Linked DNA regions of Homo sapiens: region 2 is linked to region 1. A link is a loop called in an ENCODE intact Hi-C map of the cell type or tissue named here. Cell type or tissue: endothelial cell of umbilical vein. All regions are shown on one strand. Each heading gives the region's core, and the rest is flanking DNA. Links, peaks and the distances in the headings are about the cores only. Region 1 overlaps MMRN1 (multimerin 1). Region 2 holds the start of LOC124900855.

Region 1 (9,024 bases), core at 775-8,774:
TCTAATCCTGAATTAGGCAAGGGTGAGGGGTGGGGGCAGTGGGCACATCTGCATAAGCAAAAGAAAATAAAGAAAAATTTCCCTGAAAAATTTCCCATAACATAGTTCGTCGCTGGAGCCAGGCTACCTGCTTTTAGATCTTGACTCCACAATTTATAGCCATGACTTTGTCTGGCAAAAGTGACTACCTCATCTACGAAGCATCTACAATAATATTATCTACCTCACACGATTGTCGTGAGACTAAATGTTTTAAGAAAAGTAAAATATTTGCTGCTATCACTGCTTATAATAATTAAATGATTCAGAGTTAAGCGGGATTTTTTTTGAAGAGGATATATATAATATGGCCTCAATATTTTTTTGCCTCAGATACAAAGAAACACAGCTCCTGTTTTGCTTCTTTAATGACCTGATAAATTCATCTTAACCATAATTGCTTGTATGTTTCAAGTCAATAATTTCCATAAAGCCAATACAGAAGACCATCATCATCATTTATGTTCAATTCAGATGAAGCTTGCCTCTCAGGAAAAAAAAAAAAACTTTCAGAATGTCTCTACAGTCTTAAGAAGTCATGAACATAAATACTTCCAAAGTGTTATAGAATCTATTTATTGAAATCTTTATTTTTTCCAATCAAGCTAAAAAGAGAAGTTTTTAATCAAATTATTAATTTGAAAGACTATAATTTGCATGTAGTTCACTAGTCATAAATGAGAAAATAATTCAAGGGAAATATATACATGAAAAAAGATAATAAAAATGGGAAGCAATAATTTACACTTAGTGAAAAGATTCTTGATATGTAAATTATATTTAAATAAAGCATTAGACATTTGATATTTAGCTTTGGCTAAAAGTCCAAAAGACAAGTTCATCTCAATATTTATTTCCTTAAGAAAATCATTGTTTTATTTCCTAACAACAAAATAATTTATGTTTGTGGTTCTTTTATTGTAGTGTATCTTTCTATGCTTAATCCTTTTACAAAATTTTATATAGTATTCAAACTGAGATAAAAATATCAGTTTTGTAAAAGAATCATATAAATAAATTGATATTTAAAATAATTTTTTGAAAAGCAATTATGCAAAGCTCAGATTATGGGGAATTTTAGATACTTTGATTTATGGTTAATTTAGACTTTAAGAAGAAACCCTTTTTTATGTACCAACTTTTGCAATTAAAATATTTTTGTCAGGCATAATTTTATTTGCTTTCTGTAGTGGGAACAGTGTGGTGAATGTAATTGAGTTTTCAATGATAGATGACTGTAGAGTGCCTCACAGCCACAAATTACTGTCTATACACAATATTGTCAGTGTAAAGTTTTATGAGAACGAGCCGAATGTATGGCCATCACAGGATGTACATAGAGTTTGCTGTTTGGATCCAACCTATTTTCCAATTTTAAAGTGAAAAGTAGTATATTTTTAAAGTGGTACATCGAATTAAATATGTATAACATATATATTTTATAAGTAATGATTCTTAAAGTCAACCTTTAATATAACCTTTTCCATAAATTTGTTTTTTTTCTCTTCTATAACTTATTTATTTATTTTTTTTATTATACTTTAAGTTTTAGGGTACATGTGCACATTGTGCAGGTTAGTTACATATGTATACATGTGCCATGCTGGTGCGCTGCACCCACTAACTTGTCATCTAGCATTAGATATATCTCCCAATGCTATCCCTCCCCCCTCCCCCTACCCCACCACAGTCCCCAGAGTGTGATATTCCCCTTCCTGTGGGAATTGAACATACTCTTTTTTACCTAATTTTATTTTTTGTTTCCCCCTTCCTTGCAAAACTGTGACTTGAGCATATTCCGGGCGTTGTAAACTGTTTCTATTCCAGTAGGTGTCAGGCTTTCCCAGCGTGCAGACCACAAAGGCAGGCTAACGGATGCCGTGATGCAGAATTCTATGCTTAATCCAGTTCCTGTAAACTGACTCTCTTAGCATTTACCCCCAAATAATAAATTTAAAATTATAGTTTTATATTCAGAAAAGCAGAAGTTGTGCGAATACAAAAAGTTCCCACTTAATTATTAGGAATATATAAGCACTCATTAAATTCTAGCATATGAAATGCAATATATATTTATAGTAACAGAGTAGAAACAGCAAAGTAATGAAATAAAGAATGTGATTAATGGGTAAAAGTTGATAGAGAATATACTTTATGTAGTGTTTATTTCACTGGCAGTAATGTAATAGAGACATCTATTTCACAAAGATATAAGAAAATACCCTTTAGTATAATGGTTTCTCTTTAGAATTTAACAGCATGTAAGAATAACCCATTTTGGATGTTATTAGGCCTAATAATAACTTTGAAAACAACACAAGAATTTAGCTGATCAGATAATTCACTTCTAAAACCTATTCATAATTCACACAAAATGAGCAGAAAAAAAGTATGACAGCAGAATTTAATGGTTAATTTTTGTAATTTTCTAATTTGTCATTAAACTCAGAATAATTTTCTAATTTGTCATTAAACTCAGAAATAATAATTTCTAATTTTCTAATTTGTCATTAAACTCAGAAAAAAAATCCCTCTTTTTCTGCATATTCAAATTTTACCTTCCTCTGACCCTTCTCATTAACATGTTAACATATGTATGAGCCCTCTGTATTTAAAATGAAATATTATAAGAAACAAACACAAAACATAAATAACTGGACTAGCCTTGGCTTCTGACCACTTTCTCCTTTTTTTTTTTTTTTTTTCATAAAAGCCCTCCTTAATTGAGTTGGCTTTAATGGCTCTCTTTTGCCTTCCTTCATACCTCAATTCTCTCAGGCCAGAGCATGGTGCTCACTAAACTGAAATAGTGGCTATTTTTCAGTCCTCATTTTGTCTTTTTCAGCAGCATTTCACACTGTTGATCACTTACCTCCTTCTTAAAATATTTTCTTCCTTTGCTCTATGACACCACACTTTTATAGATTCCTTCCTAACTTCTCTGGTCACCCCATTTAAGACTGTATTGTTGGCATCCACCACTATCAGTTCATCAAATATTAGAGATTCTCCGTTCATAATTCAAGGTCCTTCTTTCTTTCAGTATCATCCACATTCATGACTTAATACATTTCTATATACCAATGCTTTGCCAAATTTATATCTCTAGCCTTGATCTCCCCTCTGGATGCCAAACCCATCTAATAATCCATGATTTTACAGAGTTTTATTGAGCTCTTTCTATGCACCTGGCACTGTTCTAGGCAGCAAATAGAGTAGTAATAAGACAGGCAAGGTCCCTGTTTTCATGGGATGTATTGCGGAAAGACATAAAATACACCATTGTCTATATAAGTAGAATAATTTCAAATAATTCCTACAAAGAAAAAAATAAAGGTGACAAAATAAGGAATGGCAAGTGAGAGCATAGTTAACTTTACATTGGGTGGTAAGAGAAGGTCCCTTTGAAGAGGTGACATTAAAGCTGGAGGTGCAAGTGGAAGAGGAGTCCTTCATTATAAAAGGTGCAGAAAGAGCATTCCAGCAAGAGCAAAAAAAGTTTCCTTTGAGATATTAACTTGACATGTTCAATAAACAGAAAGGAAGCCAGTGTGGCTGGAGGAAATGAAGTGCAGTGATCTTGGAGTGTGACAATGAATGAAAGACCAAATTTCACACATTTTAAGACATACATCTCTGAAATCAAGAATGTGTCTTGAAATCAAAGGCATTTTTCAGTCACTAGTGGTCAGATAGCAGTTGTTGCCATTGCCTTCGAAATACTTTACCAGTTTCATTTACATTTCCTTCTTAAGTTTGCAAAAGTGATATGTGACCAAAATCTCAAAGTCTGAAAGACAAATCTAAAAATTCAAATTAAGCAAGTATGATGTCATACTTTTCCTTCTGATTAGTACCTAAAATAATGTGTCACTTACAATAATGAAGACTTAATCCAGTGAAATGCATTAATCTGACTTAAATGTTCAAAAGATCCCTCCCTTTTGTGGATCATGGATTATGGTAGACAAGAGTGGAAAGAAGTGGACCAATTAGAACACTAGTGGTGAATAACGGCAAGTAGAAGATGGAGAGAAGTTGAGGTATTTGGGATGTATTAGAGGTGTAACAAGACTTTTTGATAGATTAGATAAAAACCAGAAGGGAGAGAAAAATGCCAAAGATCTATCCAAGGTTTCTAGTTATGGAACTAGCCATTCACTGATTTGGTAAAAATTAAGATACATGTGTACAGGGGTTGGGAATTGTGGGAAAAGCTAAGTAGGCAGTTAGATTGTATCATTACCTCATTTCACCTATTATCCTCTCAGGCAAGGTTTACTGACCCCATTCACAATTGGTAGGCCATTCCCCCCATTATACACTACAATTTCTTAAGCTTCATTCAGAATCAGCATTTGTGATTCACTGTTATTCCTCCTCTCACCTCTGCCACTGGGCTGTTGGTTCCATAAGGCAGGACATGTAGGAGTTCTTGTTCATTGTTTTACTCCCAGCACAAGCACAGTGCTTGGGACAGATAAGGTGTTCAGCAAATATTTGTTCAACATATAAATACACTAATCCTAATTTCTTATTTCCATCCTTCCTATTTCAAAGTGCTTGGTCATTGACTAACACCCACTCTGCCAGACAGGAAACCATAGGTCTATTTTGGCCAGGAGTTCCTGCAAGGCTAAAAAAAAAAAGAAGAAAAACTACAAGATGAAACAAAAATATGCCAGAATAATCCTGAATAATCTAGAAAAGAACCTGTAATAAACATAAATACGCCTTTTACTAAGAATTATTATAAAATTCCAAGAATGGTAGAAAAAAGAACAAATATGAGTTTATTCTAAATCAACCAGGTTTTTTTCATAAACAAATGCAAATATTTGGGAAGCTTTCTTCTTTATATTCACATATTAATCCTCATATTTCACATTCAGTATGATTAAATATTGATTGTGTACCTGCTATAAACCAGAGACTTTGCTAGCTCTGAAAATAAGTCCCTATATGCAAAGATACTACAAATTCATTATGATTATTATGTAGTGTCGTAAGTGCAGTGAACAGGGGAATTCAAAGAGACCTGTAGGAGCGATTAGAAAGGCCACCTAACTTCACCTGAGAAGGCTTCCTGGAGTTATTATTAGGTGTGAAAAGAGAGAACGATGGCAAAAGAGGGCCCATTGTTAGTCACAGGGGCAGACAGGGAAGAAAGGTGGGTTTAACAAACAGCACATATTGTACCAGAGAACCACTTATTTGAATAGCCGGAAGTGGCGGAAGATGAGGTTGGGGAGGTAGGCAGGAGGCAGATCTAGGATGGCATCGTGTGACTAACTGGGTAACAAATCTAGATTGTATTCTGGAGGCAACCAATAGCCTGTGAAGCCTCACGAGCTGGGAAGTGAACTGGTCACGCTTATCTTCCCACTTGTGATAAGAGACTGTACCTGCCAAGGGAGTGTAATGTAGGAGCTGAGAGCTACAACTCTAAAGCCAGCCAGCTTGGATTTGAGTCTTTGCCCTGAGCTTTGTTAGCCAAGTGACCTTAGGTAAGCTACTTAATCCCTCTGTAAAGAAATAATGATAAAAATCTTCCTCTTCTTTATGGAGTTATAGTAATGATTAAATGAGTGAATATATTCACTGACAATAGTAGAGTACTAGTAACAGATGCCATATAAGTGTTTGCTACTATTATTATTATTATTTGCCAATCAAATGAAAGTACGAAGGACTTCTTTTGACCATATCAAGGGTTTGCAGCAGCACTGTGTCCAAAAGTGAAGGACCTAGGCTTTTCTCTAATGCCATTGTCATTTGCATGGCCTAATGAGTAAGGAATCTTGGTAATGGAAAGGATTACTAAAAGAAAACCTCAGGCTCTCCAGGACCTCAAATAAGAGAATCCCTACATGCAGTTAGTACTTTTCTATAGAAGGAGTTTAAGATTATTTTTGTTAGAAAATCCAGAGGATAAAGTTCTGTTCAGCAAGTTATACCTTTAGTATCTTGTTTTCTCATAGCACATATTAACATTTTTTGAAGTCTGATAGGTATGTTAGTGTTTACTTTTTATAGGGAATATTCCTTAGACAGAGGAATTATTATTATTTTTTTAAATTCTGTGTAACCCAAAGCCTAGCACAGTGCTAGCACATGATGGGCAAATTATAAATATTCATCAAATTGTTCCCAACATTTGAAAGCAAGGACCTTGGATAACACAACTAGCATTTATTTAAAAACTAGTATTTATCAAACTATTAGTTACTAGTTCTAATTATGACACAACTGTATGCCACTTTCTATATGGTATGTAAAATTTAAATGCTATTTTAACTTGAATTGTCTCTTTTTTCTGTTTATTATATTTCCCTTTCTATTAAAAAATTCTGGCTGGGTGCGGTGGCTCACGCCTGTAATCCCAGCACTTTGGGAGGCTGAGGTGGGTGGATCATGAGGTCAAGAGATCAAGACCACCCTGGCCAACATGGTGAAACCCCATCTCTACTAAAAATACAAAAATTAGCTGGGTGTGATGGCACACCACCTGTAGTCCCAGCTACTCAGAAGGCTGAGGCAAGAGAATCGCTTGAACCTGGGAGTCGAAGATTGCAGTGAGCCGAGATTGTGCCACTGCACTCCAGCCTGGCAAGAGAGCGAGACTCCGTCTCAAAAAAAAAAAAATTCTTAGCTATAGCATCTCTGAAAAGCTCACAATCGTTTCCCATGAATGTCCAAGGGTTTTACTGTAATTAGTTTTTAAAAATTTAATTACAGCCTCTAATAAAATATGATTAACAGAAATGATGCATTCAAGTGATTTAGAAAAAGCTGTCAATAAATGACATTTCTGATTATTTAATAGATAAAATCCTGTTGTCCCCCAAAGTGAGAAAGATTAATGCATGTCTGTTAAATGTTTTTTTAATGGCAAATCTACTTGTCCCAAAGTGAACATATTGTAATCTGTACTATTTGTTTTACAGTAAGCTGGGATTGTTCCAAAGTCCACCAAGTGAATACTTTTTTAGTTACAATCAGATTTACTTATATATTTCGAAAAATTCTATAACTTTTGAAATATAGTGAAAAATAGACTTGAATAATAAATAATACAGAAATAAGTAAATTCATTGGCTAGAATTCTTACCAGTGTCTCTCTTCTTCTCACCTTTATATCAGCAACAGCTTTAACTAAATGTCTTTCACATAGCAGGTGTGTCAACTTCTATTTTTAACTTGGATTTTATTTTATTATTAGTAAGATATTTAACCCCATTTTGCTCCCAAGACATGTCTGGTGTCTTGACTTTGTATTATTACATGTAAAAACTATTTGTAAGTTTAGTTTTGCAATACTAAACTTCTAGTATTCCAAACATACAGATGACTCTGAGCATTAAATGAATAAAATATTGACCCACCCAGATATTTTTTCTTTGTTTATTTTGATTTGACTATCACTTCTTTTGAAAACCCTCTTTAACAACACTCCTTTAAATTTGTTTTATTTTATTTCAACCACTCAAATTGCTCTAACTTTAAATTAAAATTAATTTGAAAAATAAGTTTTCTGATTCATCATATTCATGATGGCAACACAACTCAAAATAATCATGGTACTAGCAAAATTTGAGTTGTTGAGCACCTATTCTGTGAGGAGCATGCATCTAAGCACTTTTCATTCATTTTTATCTGAACGAGAACCCTGCAAAGTTTTATTTTTATTGACATTCCTTGTATTAAATCTGTAGTTTCCATATGAAGAAACTGAGGTTCACAGACATCAACTGAGTTGCTCAAAATCATGGAACTAGACCATACTGAAGCCAGGATTGCACCCCTGGTGTGCTTGTTTCGATCTTTGACAACTGTTACTTTTTATAATACTGCTATTCCAATTTTCACATCTGTTCAAGCCCCAATTTTATTTATTTGTTTATTTTTGTCTTTCATATTGTGAATATGGTTGGGAACACAATCAACATATCCTTGAATTAAACTAACAGCCACCGTGGTGCTAGTTTGCTTGGCAATGACTATTCTAAGTAAAACTACCTCTATAAGTGAGTAGAAAAGTGAATGATTATTTCAGTTAAAACAAAATTGCTGCATTTTATTTCTTCATTTTTCCCTATTAGATAAATTAACAATAACTTTATCTAACTGAAATGGTGAAATTATAAATATGATCCAATTTCATCTTGAATTTGAAATAATTTTCTGGGAGTGAGGTAAATTTCACTTGCAATCTTCTAGACCTGATAGACAGAGAAAGAACAAAAAGAAAAGAAGATTTCTTACTTTCCTCTAGTTGTTTCGAAATTTGATTTTTGGTAGTCAGTTCTTTGGCTGGAACTGCTGTCACCCCGGCTGAGGTATGTTTCCCGTGGGGCTCGATTTCCCACGCCTCCAGTGCCTCCAACGCCTCCAATGCCTCCAGTGCCTCCAACTGTGTTTAGAGAAGTTGCTTGTTCATTTGACTTTCTGGCAAAGCTCTGAAGAAATTTCAGTGTAGAATTGGAAAGGACCACTGATTCTGCTCCAGGATTGAACTTGATGCTAGCGTTGGTTGGGAGGGTAAGATTCTGTAACTTGACCACTCCTTCTGCTTTCTCTGTGGATGTGAGAGTTTGATTTCTCACACCCTCAGCAGGTGCACTTGTTTCTGAGGGAGGCAGTGTTGATTTAAGAAGACTGTCTTCAGAAGTTCTTGCCTCTGGAGTTGTAGCTATCTCCGCCGACATGACCCGAGTGGTTGGCAGTATTTGCAAACTTTGTATTTTATTTGGAGGAACTGAAGCAGAAGGCATAGTCTTCTGAGAGTTCCCATCCTCAGGTATAGTCCAAGAATGCTTACTGTTGTTAAGCCCAATGCCCCCACTCCATAAACTAGAAAGAAGGACAAATAATCTTGCCCCCTTCATCTCAGTAGTTTGAAGCAAGGTAGCTCATGTGAAATTTGGGGACAAAATCCTTATGGCCTTTTTGATAGCTGCTTCCACACTGAATCTGCTAAGACTG
Region 2 (9,024 bases), core at 788-8,787, 350 kb after region 1:
CTAGGCAATACCATTCTGGACATAGGCATAGGCAAAGATTTCATGACGAAGATGCCAAAAGCAATGGTGACAAAAGCAAAAACTTGACAAATGAGGTATCATTAAACTTAACAGCTTCTGCACAGCAAAAGAAACTATCAACAGTGTAAACAGACAACCTACAGAATGAGATAAAATATTTATTAACTCTGCATCTGTCAAAGGTCTAATATACAGCATCTGTAAAAAAATTAAACACACTTACAAGGAAAAAACAAACAAACAAACCCATTAAAAAGTGGGCAAAGGACATAAACAGATACTTTTGAAAAGAAGACATACATGCAGCCAAGAAGCATATGAAAATAAGCTCAATATTACTGATCATTAGAGAAATGCAAATCTAAACCACAATGAGATACCATCTCACACTAATCTGAATGGCTATTACTAAAGAGTCAAAAAAATAACAGATGCTGGAGAGGTTATGGAGAAAAGAAAACACTTATACACTGTTGGTGGGCATGTAAATTCCATTGTGGAAAGCTGTATGTTGATTCCTCAAAGAGCTAAAAACAGAACTACCATTTGACCCAGCAATCCCATTAATGGATATATACCTAAAAGAATATAAATTGTTCTACCATAAAGACATATACATGCTTATATTCATTGTAGCACCATTCACAATAGCAAAGATGTGGAATCAACCTAAATGCCCATCAATAACAGACTGGATAAAGGAAATGTAGTACATATACACCATGAAATACTATGCTGCCATAAAAAGAATGAGATCATGTCTTTTGCAGGAACATGGATGGAGCTAGAGGCCATTATCCTTAGCAAACTAACTCCATAACAGAAAACCAAACACCACATGTTCTCACTTATAAGTGGGAGTTAAATGATGAGAACTCATGAAGATAAAGAGGGGAACAACAGACACTGAGGCCTACTTGAGATTGGAGGGTGGGAGGAGGGAAAGGATCAAAAAAAGTAACTATTGTGTACTAGGCTTGGTACCTGGGTGATGAAATAATCTGTACAAAAAAACCCCATGACGTGAGTTTACCTATATAACAAACCTGCACATGCACCCCTGAGCCTGAAATAAAAGTTTCTTTTAAAAAGAAAGAAAAATAAATCATCTTTGTGACCACTATAGTTCAAACATAATTGCCATAATGATGAGTTATGAGGTATGACCACTACCCACACATATAATATGTAGCTAATAATGATGGCCAAGTTTCTCACCTTCCGTTCATGCTTCACAACGAAGAGTGTTTTAATTATGAAAAAAGAAGTCGAAAAATCATAGAGCTCTTTTATATGTCTCAACGAATAGTAATACTTAATCTTGCAGATTTCCTGGGTAAAATACATGTAATCTATTTAAAGCATAAGATCAATTTCTGATTCACAGTGGGCATAAAAGAAATGGCAGTTATCATACTGAATAAATATATTTAATAGTATATATATTTTTTTGAGACAGAGTCTCGCTCTGTCAGTCATGCTGGAATGCAGTGGCGCAGTCACAGCTCACTGCAGCCTCGACCTCCCAGGCTTAAGAGATCTTCCCACCTCTGCCTCCAGAGTAACTGGGACTACAGGTGTGCATCACCATGTCAGGCTAATTTATTTTTATTTTTATTTTTTGTAGAGATGGGGTTTCACTATGTTGTCTAGGGTGGTCTCAAACTCCTGGGCCCAAGCTGTGTAAGGAGGTGACTCAATTATAAGTGGAAAAAATAACAGAGATTTACACAGTAAACATAGACGTGTTTCTATAAGAGGCACTGGCAGTACTCAAGCCACTTAAAGTTATTTTAACATGTACTGATTTGCTTTGTTTTTCAAAATAATTTACAGCTTGACTTTCTGAAAAAACATTGATCTTTCAAATGCCATTGTGTATAGGTGGTACTAAACTTTTGTTTCAGCGTGGGTATTAGCAAAATCTGGTGTTACCTTTCAGCTTTAGATGAATAGTTAAATGCTACATGTTCAGTTCTGGCATCTATGAACTCATGTGTGATCAATGGATACATGATCATGTAGGTAACCTTTCTACCTAGTTATTTTAACACATTAAAAATATCAATAAGTTGCTGTGACACTGCGGTACATTATTGAGACACTCATTCTTCCTGCAGCCAGGAATGATGAGTGCTGAGGCTCATTGCTGAGTCTTTTTCTGTAAGTTGCCCTCACTGAAGAACCTGCCTTGCCCAAGATTACATTCTCCCCCTTGTGAGCAGATTACATCCAATAACTGCTTGAAGTCGGGGTGCAAAGGCCTTGGCCCCTTGACTCAACTGGTATTCTAAATAGTCATCTCAGCTTCTGGATCCCCTTAGGATCAGCTGAGGCTGCTTTTGCAACTGCATCACAGTTTAACTTTTCTCTGTGCCTAATCCTGCTTTCCCCATCCCTCACAAGTATTGCATATGAGCACTCCCTATGAACCTCCTATTTGCAAACCTCAGTTTCTCTCCCCAGAGATCCTAACTTACCGTATAAATGTAAGGCATGTTGTTTAGATTTATTATTTTAACTAACATTTTATTATGTAAATTTCCAAAAGAAGAAAGGTTTTTAAAACTTTGTATCATGTGTCTACCACCTAGATTCTACCATCTATATTCAACTTTACTTTATCAAATGTTTGTTCACTTATCCATCTTTGATTATCTTTTTAACACCTGAATACTTTCTTTAAAATATTGGTAATCATCATAAATGTAAAATTGCAATGAAAATGGACTTTAATCAAAAATAGGCTACATGTTATCAAGATATTTTGAACTACCTTATCTTACACTTATATAAGATGTTCAACCAAGATAGAATGAAAGCTAATACACATCCAAAGACTGAGCAAATAAAAGCAAGCCTTATTACATACTTTGCAGGTAATACCACCACAATACCAATATCTTCAGACATACCAACAATCAAGGGTTGCTTTCACATCTTTCCTTTGCTGAAGTCTGCTGAATAAATCAAACAAATATGTCGTGAGGTGTGAGTTTTTCTTACATGATGCCTGCTGTACATACCCCCCAGTCATTCCTCTTTAGAGAAATTGCTGAAATGTCATGTTTGCCAATGAGAGGCAGACAGAAATCTGAGTGCCAGCTAAAAATTCCGGAACAATATTGTCATTCTAAAAGCCAAGCATATTGTTCTATTGCAAAAGTTCTAGTCCAAAGTAAGGACAATTTTTCCCAAGTGATTGAGTGGAGCAGCAAATGCCTGTGAAAATAGTAGATATAAAAATATCAGCAAGAGCCAAAATTACAAGACTGTTTCTGAAAATATTCCGAAAGAATGTTTAGAAAACATCTTTTTCCAGGTAGACAGAGAGTTTGTGAGGCTGCATCATTGGCATCATTTTATCATCACCATCCCGCTCAGGAGCTCAAGAAGAGGGGAACTGAGTCAGTTAGAATTACAGAGGTAGGGAAAGTTGAATAATGGTTATATTGCTACATCATCTGTACCCTAGGCTGCAGGAGCTAGACCAAAGAAGTTGCTCCTCCTCTAGCCTCAGTGGAAAATGAATGCCTATTTATAGTCTCACTAATGTATAATATAATTACCATAGGAGCAAGCTATCAGGTGTTAATGCTGAAAAAAATGTTTCTGTGCTATAATGTCAAGTTTTAAAATGCAATTTCTAAAATTATAACAAAAGTTGAACAATTAAACTTTATTTAATAACAGTTCAGATTTTTGTTTTTACATGTTGTTTCTATAACATGACATCCATGTTGACCAACTGTCGACTTTAACATTTTCAGCATTCAGCAAAATGTGTATTCAATACACCTCTACTGAATTTGATAAAGATTTGTTTTCTTTTTGTTGAGATGCTGTTCTATTTCTATGTTGAAATTAAATTTTATATTTTTATATTTGAAAATTATATAATATTCCTAGGGAATCCTTTTCCACCCTTTCAAGTACTTTTAAAAAGCACTCTTAAGATTCAATCCCTCAATTATCCATTTTGGAGTTAACACAAGCTTCCATAAATTTTTTAAAAATCTATTTTATTATTGGAAATATGCACTCTGATTTCAGACCTTGTATGGACTTATTTTGGTTTTGAAACTTTTATCAAAATATATATTTTTACCTTCTGTAGACTGCATAGTTTGTACAAAGTTCTATTCTTATATTTTGTTACTATAGACAAAAAGTCAAAATTACATTTTGAATATATGGCTTTACTAACTAAATATGGACAAAAGAGAAATAATGAACCTGTGAGAGAAATGGAATGTTTGTGTGATGGGCCAGATGCTGCTGTGTTCATTTGCACAATGAGCCCTGACTCACTTGTTTATTAGAAGCAGGTACACATCTAGGCAGTGGCTTATGTCCATTTAAAGGCAGTTATTAGAAACAGCTAGAAAATAATTCATAACTCTCAAGAAAGAAATTAGAAAAGAATGCCAGATGGAAATGAATCACATGAAGGGCAAAGGGCATCAGGGTAAATTATAAACATAGTGCAATTTGCCAGTTTAAGCAGGAAACAAAAAGAGAAAGGAAAAAGAAAGCTTTCGGACACAAAGTAAAACTCTGTTGTCCAAAGTGAGATTCTTTCAAGTTAAAATGTGATTATCCCATAAACAGCTAAATGACCCTAAATATAGCAGTTTTATTGATTTATATATTTAAATTAATTATGGCTCATGCCTGTGATCTCAGCACTTTGGGAGGCCAAGGCAGATGGATCACTTGAAGTCAGGAGCTTCAGACCACCCTGGCCAACACAGTGAAATCCCATCTCTCCTAAAAATACAAAAATTATCAGGGTGTGGTGGCGCACACCTGTAGTCCCAGCTACTTGGGAGGCTAAGGTGGGAGAATCGCTTGAACCTGGGAGGCAGAAGTTGCAGTGAGCCGAGATCGTGCCACTGCACTCCAGCCTGGGTGACAGAGTGAGACCCTGTCTCAAAAAAATAAAAGACAAAAATGTATATATTTATTATATACAACATGATTCGAAATACATTTACATTATGGAATGGTTAATAAAGCTACTTAACATACGCATTATATCATATACCTTTTTTGGTAATAAGAATAATTAAATCTACTCTCTCGGTGACTTTTCAAGAATACAATGCATTGTCATTAACTGTAGTTAACCATGTTGTAAAAATAGGACTCTTGAACTTATTCTTCCTAATTGAAATTTTGGATCCTTTGGCAACATTTCCCTAACTCCCCACCCTTTCCAGCCACTGGTAACCATCATTCTACTTTCTACTTGTATGAGTTCAACTTTTTTAGATTCCATATGTAAGTGAGATCATATAGTTATTTGTCTTTCCGTGTCTGGCTTATTTCACCTAATATGATGTCCTCTGGTTCATCCATATTGTTGCAAATGACAAGATTTCCTTTTCTTTTAAGGCTGAATAGTATTCAGTTATGCATGTACATGACATTTTATCTGTTCAGCTGCTGATGGACACTTAGGTTGTTTCCACCTCTTGGCTATTGTAAATAGTGCTTCAATGAACATGGGACTACAGGTATCTTTTTGACATACCAATTTCATTTCTTTTGGATATATACTCAGTAGTGGGAATGCTGGATGATATTGTAGTTTCATTTTAAATTTTTTGAGGAATGTCCATAATGTTTTCCATAACACCTGTACACTGTTGGGGGGAATGTACTAACTCACATATAAGTACATGTAAGTAGTCTAAGTTAGTACATTCCCGCCAACAGAGTACAGGAGTTCCCTTTTCTCTAAATCCTCACGAACACTTGTTATCTTTCATGATTTTTGATAAATGCCATTATAAGAAGTGTGAGGTGATATCTCATTCTGGTTTGAATCTGCATTTCCCCGATGATTAGTGATATTGAGCATTTTTCCTATACATATTGGCCATTTGTATGTCTCCTTTGTATGTCTCTGGAATGCAGTGGTGTGATCTCGGCTCACTGCAATCTCTGCCTCCCAGATTCAAGCGATTCTCCTGCCTCAGCCTCCTAAGTAGCTGGGATTACAGGCGCGTGCCACTACACCCAGATAATTTTTGTATTTTTAGTAGAGACGGGGTTTCACCATGTTGGTCAGGCTGGTCTCGAACTCCTGACCCCGTGATCCACCCTCCCCGGTCTCCCAAAGTGCTGGGATTACAGGCGTGAGACACTGCGCCCAGCCTGTGTGTCTCCTTTTGAGAAATCTCTATTCAAGTTCTGTGTCCCTCTTTTAATTGGGTTATTTGTTTTCTTGATATTGAGTTGTTTGAATTTTTTACATTTTGGATATTAATCCTTTGTGAGATGTCTGGTTTGCAAATACTTCCTCATTCCATAGGTTGTCTGTTCACTCTGCTGTTTCTTTTGCTGTGCAAAAGCCTTTAGTTTGATACAATCTCTTTTGTTTATTTGTGCTTTTGTTGCCTGCACTTTTGGGGTCAAATCCAAAAACTCATTGGCGAGACTAATGTAATGGAGTTTTTCCCTATGTTTTCTTCTGGTAGTCTTGCATTTTCAGATCTTATGTTTATGTCTTTAATCCATTTTGGGTTGACTTTTGTATATCATATGAGACAAGGGTATAATTTCATTCTTCTGCATATGGATGTCTAGTTGCCCTAATACTACTTATTGAAGAGACTGTCCTTTCCCCATTGTGTGTTCTTGGCACCTTTGTCAAAAACCAGTTGACTGTAAATGTGTGGATTTCTGGACTCTATTCTGTTCCACTGTTGTATGTATGTATTTTTATGCCAGTTCTATGCTGTTTTCATTACAATAGCTTTGTACAGTATTTTGAGGTCAGGTAGTGTGATGTCTCCAGCTTTGTTGTTTTTGCTAAAGATTGCTTTGGCTATTCAGGGTGATTTGTAGTTCCATATGAATTTTAGAATTGTTTTTCTATTTCTGTGAAAAATGTTACTGGAATTTTGATAGAGATTGTATTGAATCTGTAGCTTGCATTGCGTAGTATGAACAGTTTGACAATATTAATTCTTCTAATCCATTAACAAAATGGAATTATCTTTCCATTTGTTTGTGATTTTTTCAATTTCTTTCATCAATATTTTATAGTTTTCAGTATACAGGACTTTCATCTCCTTGGTTAAATTTATTTCTAAAGTTTTTGGAGCTATTGTAAATGAAATTGTTGTCTTGATTTCTTTTTTCAGATTGTTTGTTGTTAATGTGTAGAAATGCAACTGATTTTCATATGTTGATTTTGTATCCTGCAAATCCCTTTACTGAGCTTGTGTATTAGTTTTAACAGTTTTTTTTGGTAGGGTCTTTAAGGTCGCATATATATAAAATAATGTTGTCTGCAAACAAGGACAAAATATCTTCTTTCTTTCCAATTAGATATGCTTCATTTCTTTCTCTTGGCTAATTGCTCTGACTCGGACATCCAGTACTATGTTCAATAGAAAGGGCGATGAGTGGGCATCATTTTCTTTCTTCTGATCTTAGAGAAAAAGCTTTCAACTTTTCACCAGTGTGATATTGACCTGTGGGTTTGTCAAATATGACCTTTGTTGTGTTGAGATACATTCCTTTTATACCTAATTTGTTGAGAATTTTTTCTTATGAAAGGATGTTGAATTTTGTCAAATGCTTTCTCTGCATCTATTGAGATGATCACATGGTTCAGTCCTTCATTCTGCTAATGTGGTGAGTCACATTTATAGATATGCAAATGTTGAACCATTCTTATATCCCTGTGATGAATTCCATTTGATCACAGTAAATTATTCTTTTAATGTGCTATTGAATTTGGGTTGCTAGTATTCGTTGAGAATTTTTGCATCGATGTTCTTCAGGAATATTGGCCTGAAATTTCATTTCCTTGTCTGGCTTTGGTATCAGGGTAATGCTGGTCTCATAAAATGAGTTTGGAAGTATTCTGTTTTCTCCATTTTTGGGAAAGAGTTTCAGTAGGATTGGTATTAGTTTTTCTTTAAATGTTTGATAGAATTCAGTGGTAAAGGCTGCTCTGCTTATGGAGTAGTCATTCTTTATTCCTTTACGTTCCTAATAAACTTGCTTTCACTTAAAAAAAAAATCAGTGGTAAAGCCACCAGGTCCTACACTTTTCTTTTATTAGAGACTTTTTAATAGTAATTCAATCTCCTTATTTATTATTGTTTTGTTCAGGTTTTCTAGGTCTTCATGATTTAGTCTTGGTAGGTTGTATGTGTCTAAGAATTTATCCATTTCTTCTAAGTTATCCAATATGTTGGTATATAATTATTCATAGTAGTCTGTTATGATTCTTTGCATTTGTGTGGTATCAGCTGTAATGTCTTTCTTTCATTTCTGATATTTGTCTTCTCTCTTCTTTAATTTAGTTTGCTAAAGTTTTGTCAATTTTATTTCTCTTTTCAAAAAACCAACTCTTAGTTTCATTAATCCTTCCTATTCTTTTATGCTCTATTTCAGTTATTTCTGCTCTGATAATTATTCCCTTCCATCTACTAACTTTCAGCTTAGCTTATCCTTATTCTTCGAGTTCCTTTTTTTTTTTTTTTTTGAGGTCTTTCTTCTTTTTTGCCTTAGGTGTTCACTGCTATAAACTTCTAATCTTAGAATTGCTTTTGTTACATCCCGTAAGTTTTGATATGTTATTTATCTATATTTATTTGTCTCAAGATACTTTTAATTTCTTCTTAACTCATTGTTTGTTCAGAAGCATATTTGTAAATTTCCAAGTATAGTAATCAGGCCTTATTCAAGTTTCAGTTTGCCATGGTCAATATAGGTATGAAAATATTGAGATATTTTGAGAGAGAGAAAGAGACGACATTCATATAACTTTTATTATAATATATTGTTAAAATTGTTCTATTTTATTATATTTTTGTTCATCTCTTATTGTGCCTAACTTATAAATTAACTTTTATCATATGTATGTATGCACAGAAAAAAACATAGTATATATAAGGTTCTGGAGCTGAAAAATACAATGAACAAAGTGAAAAGTGAAACAGAGACTATCAGCAGCAGAATTAGTCAAGCAAAAGAAAG

What was found. Peaks named below come from ENCODE experiments on the same cell type or tissue, not always from the same donor. Only the 100,000 strongest peaks of a DNase experiment are listed, where the experiment ranks them.
Region 2: a loop joins it to region 1, with 5 times the contacts of the local background. A loop is called at or near these places in 4 of 110 quality-filtered maps.

The regions. Positions count from the first base shown.
Region 1 is chr4:89,894,875-89,903,898 of GRCh38, reverse strand. It overlaps MMRN1 (multimerin 1), which reads right to left. Exons shown (of 8, transcript NM_007351.3): 1 at 8,305-9,024. The coding sequence starts at 8,927. Among named protein-coding and RNA genes, the nearest start is that of MMRN1, 4.5 kb to the right of the region's middle. RefSeq lists a silencer at 5,394-5,594. In endothelial cell of umbilical vein, for the core only: a CTCF peak has its summit at 1,887 (motif pointing right); DNase peaks (open chromatin) are centred at 1,888, 4,508, 5,328, 5,818 and 2 weaker places; H3K4me3 peaks cover 6,677 bases; H3K27ac peaks cover 6,820 bases.
Region 2 is chr4:89,545,483-89,554,506 of GRCh38, reverse strand. It overlaps LOC124900855, which reads left to right and starts at 3,183. Exons shown (of 5, transcript XR_007058464.1): 1 at 3,183-3,447; 2 at 8,920-9,024. LOC105377329 (a long non-coding RNA gene) reads right to left here and starts at 3,117. Exons shown (of 4, transcript XR_007058469.1): 1 at 2,937-3,117. In endothelial cell of umbilical vein, for the core only: no CTCF peak of the experiment used is centred there; a DNase peak (open chromatin) is centred at 4,436; H3K27ac peaks cover 1,183 bases.